Regions from separate parts of the Mus musculus genome. Here region 2 is linked to region 1. The links are chromatin loops, found by intact Hi-C in ENCODE. Cell type or tissue: left cerebral cortex. All regions are shown on one strand. Each heading gives the region's core, and the rest is flanking DNA. Links, peaks and the distances in the headings are about the cores only.

Region 1 (2,822 bases), core at 149-2,648:
GCTAAAATATTTTGAGCTACCTCTTTGCATGACCTCTGACCAATAAATTCATCAGAAAATATCATCACCTTCTTTGTCAATAAAACAAGGTCCGTGCTGCTATTTGGATATTTCTAGCTTTTATGAAGACCACAGAAGAGCTAATGCTTGATATAAGAATCCAAACCTCAACAGAGTTGGATAACATGGAGCTGATCATTGAAATCAATATGTCCACTCATAGACTTGGTCTCCAGTTAGCAAAGCATTAGCTTGTCTAAGACCCTAGGGTATGCTAGATATATATTTTGAATAGTTGCGCCTTAAAATTTCAAGTTGAGTTAGATATCGTGTTTACATTTTTCTGCTTTTAATGGGTCTTGGGAAGAAAATGTGCTTGAGCCAAATCTCTTGATTTCTATGACATTAATAATCATCTCTACAGATCCTCCCTTTTGTCCCATTACTCTTTTCTCATCTGCTAAGAAATAGCTTCCAGGGTGTGGATAAGAGACTATTGTTTGGCCGGTGTTCTCAGCTGTGCAATGGTGCCAATCAAGCTCAAGTTATTTTACAGTTTCTGTTTGTTTGCCTTGATTGAGGTCGTTTAGAAAGGATTCAGTTGATAGCCTAAGCTATTCTGGAACCCGCTGTGTATCCCAGGTTATCCCCATACTTATGACAATGCCATTCCTTCTGCCTCAGCTCCCTTAGTGCTGAAATTATATGCATGAGCCAATACCTAGCTCTTAAGTCATTTAAATCATTATATATAGGAACGAAATTCAAAACAAGTATAAAAGCTAAGATTCAAATAAGTCCTCAGATATTAATCTATGGAATAGATTACAGCACCAATGAGAGAAAACATGTGCCTTACTGGTAAAATTTAAGGTATATAATATATAGGAAACATCAAACTTACGTATGCCATAGCTTAATGATAAAGTAGTTTTAAGCAGACCCACAGAAATCATAAATAGACCAGGAATATTCAACCAAATACTGAGTCCAGACCAAGTATTTAATTCTCAAGACTCCCTCAATTTCAAAGCTTAAGAGGCTAGGAGTATAGATATGTATCAGATAATGTAATCTGCGGTTTTAGATCCTGGAAAACTAAAATGAGAAAATCTTAATAAAGCTCCCAGCTAATGCTTGTTTTCAGAGTTCTGCCAGTATCTACAAAATTAAAAAAAAAAAAAATCGAAGGTCACTTTCTGTGCCTGGTCCTGAATTCTCCCTCTTCCTTCTCTTGTCATTTACTCTTCCAAATGGAAATGGACAGAGCCACTGGAAAGTCTGTACAGAAGCTCACCAAGAGGAAGTGAGTCACTTGGTGAACATGTGTCAAGAAAGGAAGCCTGAGTGGGTCCAGATGGCAGGGTGCCACACAAGCCTAGCACAACTCTTCATCTTGGGCAAAGCAAAGCAAGAACAGGCAATGTTTGTAATGGCGTGCTAACATCAGTCGGCAGACACAGTCTCCATGGCACCAAAGCACATCATACAAACAAAGGAGAGCCACGGGGAAGCCAGGGCTGCACCAGCTCTCTAAGTTTTAAAGTAAAGGATCAGGATGCTAACTGACAAGGAATGATCATAGACATTTGACATGTCTGTTTAGCATCCCCATGCTGAATGGATGCCTTCATATCCCTTTAGCTACAATAAACAAAGCAGACACTCAGTGTGAAGCCTATCTGACTGGCCACCTCCATTGGTGGCAGTGGAGTCCCAGTAGAATAAGGGCTGGCTTGGACATGCTATTTACCTAAGTTTTTCCCACATCCATCACTTATTAGCTGTTCATCTCTGGGTAAGTTATTTCACATCCGTTCGGTATGGCATGCTGTGTAAATAAAGAGAAGAATGTCCTATTTATTAAAAGGATTCATGGTGACTAGATCTAGAGCAGAGACAAATTATGTACTAATATGTACCTACTAGTAAAAGCAAGGTTTCTTTATGCCTTCCTTAGCAATTATCTTATATTGCTTTCATCAAGTTCCATACTAGTCACTATAAGTAGTTTGTTGCTACTATGAAAATAAAATGAATTTACATTTTTCAGCCACATTTTCCAGACACACTCATTTGCATGCTCTCCTCCAACCACTGAATGTCATCTTGCAGGATTTTCATAAGGTATGAATATTTATTGTTATTTAAATGCAATCCTGTGCGAGATAAAATTGCAGCCTCAGACCTAATTCAGTCTGTCCTTCCTGCCTGTGCATAATATGCATATGAGATGATGTAATGAAAGACCTAGGTATCTCTGTCACTGTCCCTTCCACACACTTAAACCTCATGCTCTTACCTGACAATAACCAGCAGACAGGCAGGGAACAGGGCCAGGGGTCCTTGGGCAACAGAAATCCACTGCTGTACCATGGGAGACACTGATATGCCCCTATCCGAGGCAGACCTGCTGTGAAATGACATCGGTGCTGTCACTGGCATGAACACAGGTAGGAGATGCTCTATAGATTCCCCTCACAATTCTCTGCAGTGATAGCAGGGAATGGCGCCATCTGAACCCTCCAGTCTCCCACAACTCTAGCCCTTAATAGTTCACCTGAGACCATGCCCTGGGGTTCCGTGGCAGGGCACCTTAAAGCTACCTTTGGAGAGTTCCACTGTGCTAGGAAAAGGTATTCACTCTTGCTACACCCACATGACCAGGATTGCTTGTCAGTTCCTCATCTTCTATGGCCTGCATCTGCCTTGTGTAGAAAGCCGGCGGCAGGCAGGCAGGCAAGCAGCTGTGTTGGTGAATGGGAATTCCAGTGTGGCTCAGAATGCTAGGTTTCCCTATTGACTCTCCATCCTTTCCAAGG
Region 2 (2,822 bases), core at 242-2,741, 110 kb before region 1:
AATGGTATAATCTAGAGCTATAACATGAATTGAATGGGGTAAGAATGATGTATTGTTTACTTAAAACGTTCAAAGAGAGCACGGTCTAGAATTGTCAACATAGGCAATGGTAACTTTATGAAGTGATAGACTTGTTATTTGGCTTGTTTTTATAATCCCTGAGATTTGCTGTTTTTATATAGCTCTGCATGAAATAACAACTTAAAACAAAATATCCCCTTGGGCTCACTGTTTCAGAAGATTCATCTCATTTTCACTTTAATACACATTGTGGAGTCCTTTGTGAGGCAGAACATTTTATAATTATGCATGCAATTGACAACAAGGAACAATGCCCAAGTGTGTATCCATAGTAACCTACTATAACTTTGCATAATATATACTGATACACCTCAATTTATACACCAAATTCATCAGCTTCTAAAATGCCCCAGTATGGACCATGTGGAAAACATTTTATATTCAAACCATAACAGTAATATACATATATACCAAATAAGTATATCAATTTATAAATATTTATATGCCTGTAGGTATATGTAATGGTATAAAATGTTTAATAGTACCAAGGAAAAGAGCAGACCCACTAAATCATAATTACAATATGAGATGTAATTTCCATAGTTTTCTTTGTAAATTTTGCTTTAAAAGGAGTCAGTTGCAATGCAGTGAACTCAGTAGAGTTGTCTGAGTATGACAACTCAGCTGTCACTGGAGAGGAGTATGCCACAGGGTTCTACAGTTTTAGTTCTCCATGTTTCAACTTCTACTGCTAGGAAATGATGTTGTCAGACATCCTGAAGTATCACTTTGCTGACAATTACTTATTATGTAAAATACTTAGTCAGTCTGCTGTAACATATGCTGTAGTATATTCCAGTTGTCCAGTAAGCCATCCACCTTATCACCATTCTAAATACATAGAGTAAGTAATGTTTTCTTGATTAAGTGTTAATTCATTTTTAAATGCACAAGTAAACTTGACTTGGAATGTAGTTGAGTCTTCCCACTGGGAAGGAATAAAAAAGTACTGTCCATTTTTCTCTTAAATAAATTAAGTTTTTAAATGTCATTTTAAAAGGCTTCATAGGACAGGGGGAAAAACAATGTTAATAATCTTTTATCTCTGAAGTGCCATTTTCAGATATATCACATATTAAGGTAGTGTTGATGATATTTCTGAAGACGTTGAATTTATTGTAAAACATAGCATCTAAAACAGACTATCTCAGAGGAAGAACATCTGAAAAGCCTGAAGCTTTGAGTGTGGAAGCACAGAGAAGAAGAAGAGGCCTCAAGTACTCTGTCATAGGTTCTAGAATCACACTGTCCATGCAACAGCTACCATAAGTTGCATGTGGATAAGTACATCTCAGTTAAAAGTTCAAATTAAAATCTAATGCAACTTCAAGAATCTTCTCCTTACTTGCTAGACACATTCAAGTGATCATTGTATTGGTGAAGACAGGAACTTCATTTTGAGAGAGAGAATAAAATAGCACAGAAACACTGAAGTTATTCATGCAATTGCTAACAATTCACTGCTCGATGGACTCTAGCAAAAAAAGTTCCCGTCTAAGGATAATTGTGATTGGAATCACACAGTCTTCCTAGCTTTATGAGGCGATGGCAGAGCAGTCTTTCTGTCTTATAGACAATTGAGTTATTCAAAATAACACCCATCAGATCCCCATAGGAGTCAACTCTCTGCATGAGTCAGCAGATCTTACTTTGCCAGGAAGCTCAAGACATCTTCAGTTTCACCAGGGATGTTTGCAGCTTTCTGGGCTGACAAAAAAAATCAGAAATAGAATCCACGCACACATATTTATTGTAGCCATCATAAAGAGTGACTCAGCAACCTTGGAGGTAGAAGCAGCCCAATTCCTTCCAGCTATATTTTTAGGAGTTTGATTTAGGTCTTGTGTTCCTGTGAGGGTAACTAGGATCTACTAAGATAGTCTCATCAGTGAAATAGAAATCCAATTAATGCTTACAAAGAATCATTTGGTGATTCAAGTGAAACCCAATTTTGATAGGAATAAGAGTTAGGTAAATTTACTTTGAATCAGATTCAACTTATAAGGAAAAATTCTATATGTGACTTTCCTGGATAAGAGCCTGGTCTCCACAGGATGTGATCATGTCTCTATCAGCCCGGGGCTCCCTGAGAACAGACTTAATTCCTTATATAGCTCCTCATCACCTGAAGTGGCATGAAAAAAAAAAGGCTAAGCAGAAGGGGCAGGGAGCTATACACCCCATGCTCCAAACAGCCTCTAGGATCACCTCTCCACCGCAGTTTCTTAGAATCTCACACTTCAGATGAGTTACCAAAGGGATAGTGGTTTCCAAAGGGGAAACTAGGAAAGGGGTAACGGTATAACATAATGTAAATAAAGAAGATATCTAATTTAAAAATTTAAAAAAATTATTTTATATTTCTGTATCAGAGGTCATCCTGCAAGCACCAGTTCTCTCCTTCTACCCTTCCTGGAACTGAACTCATAATGAGGCTGGATAGTAAGCCTTATCATGGTCTTAGGTTCTATAAGAAAGCAGGTTGAGCAAGCTCTGTAAGGAAGCCAGTAGACAATATTCCTCTATGCCCTCTGCATCAGCTTCTGTCTCCAGGTTCCTGCTCTGTCTGGGTTTCTGCCATGTCTTCCTTCAATAATGAAATATGGAAATATAAGTGGCTTGATTACTCACTGAGTCATCTTTCCAGACTCCTTGATAAGTGTCTTTGTCTCCTCTGTTGAAAATAGTGACTAGGCCTGACTTTGGCTAGACTAATAAATACATAAATGGCATGATGTTAA

What was found. Peaks named below come from ENCODE experiments on the same cell type or tissue, not always from the same donor. Only the 100,000 strongest peaks of a DNase experiment are listed, where the experiment ranks them.
Region 2: a loop joins it to region 1, with 2.8 times the contacts of the local background. A loop is called at or near these places in 3 of 42 quality-filtered maps.

What each region holds. Positions count from the first base shown.
Region 1 is chr3:81,914,814-81,917,635 of GRCm38, forward strand. It overlaps LOC102640985 (a long non-coding RNA gene), which reads right to left. Exons shown (of 3, transcript XR_375741.2): 2 at 2,303-2,822; 3 at 1,776-1,831. Among named protein-coding and RNA genes, the nearest start is that of Ctso, 16 kb to the right of the region's middle. In left cerebral cortex, for the core only: no CTCF peak of the experiment used is centred there; DNase peaks (open chromatin) are centred at 1,376, 2,246 and 2,487.
Region 2 is chr3:81,808,024-81,810,845 of GRCm38, forward strand. No RefSeq gene overlaps it. Among named protein-coding and RNA genes, the nearest start is that of A830029E22Rik, 7.4 kb to the left of the region's middle. In left cerebral cortex, for the core only: no CTCF peak of the experiment used is centred there; a DNase peak (open chromatin) is centred at 1,786; H3K27ac peaks cover 409 bases.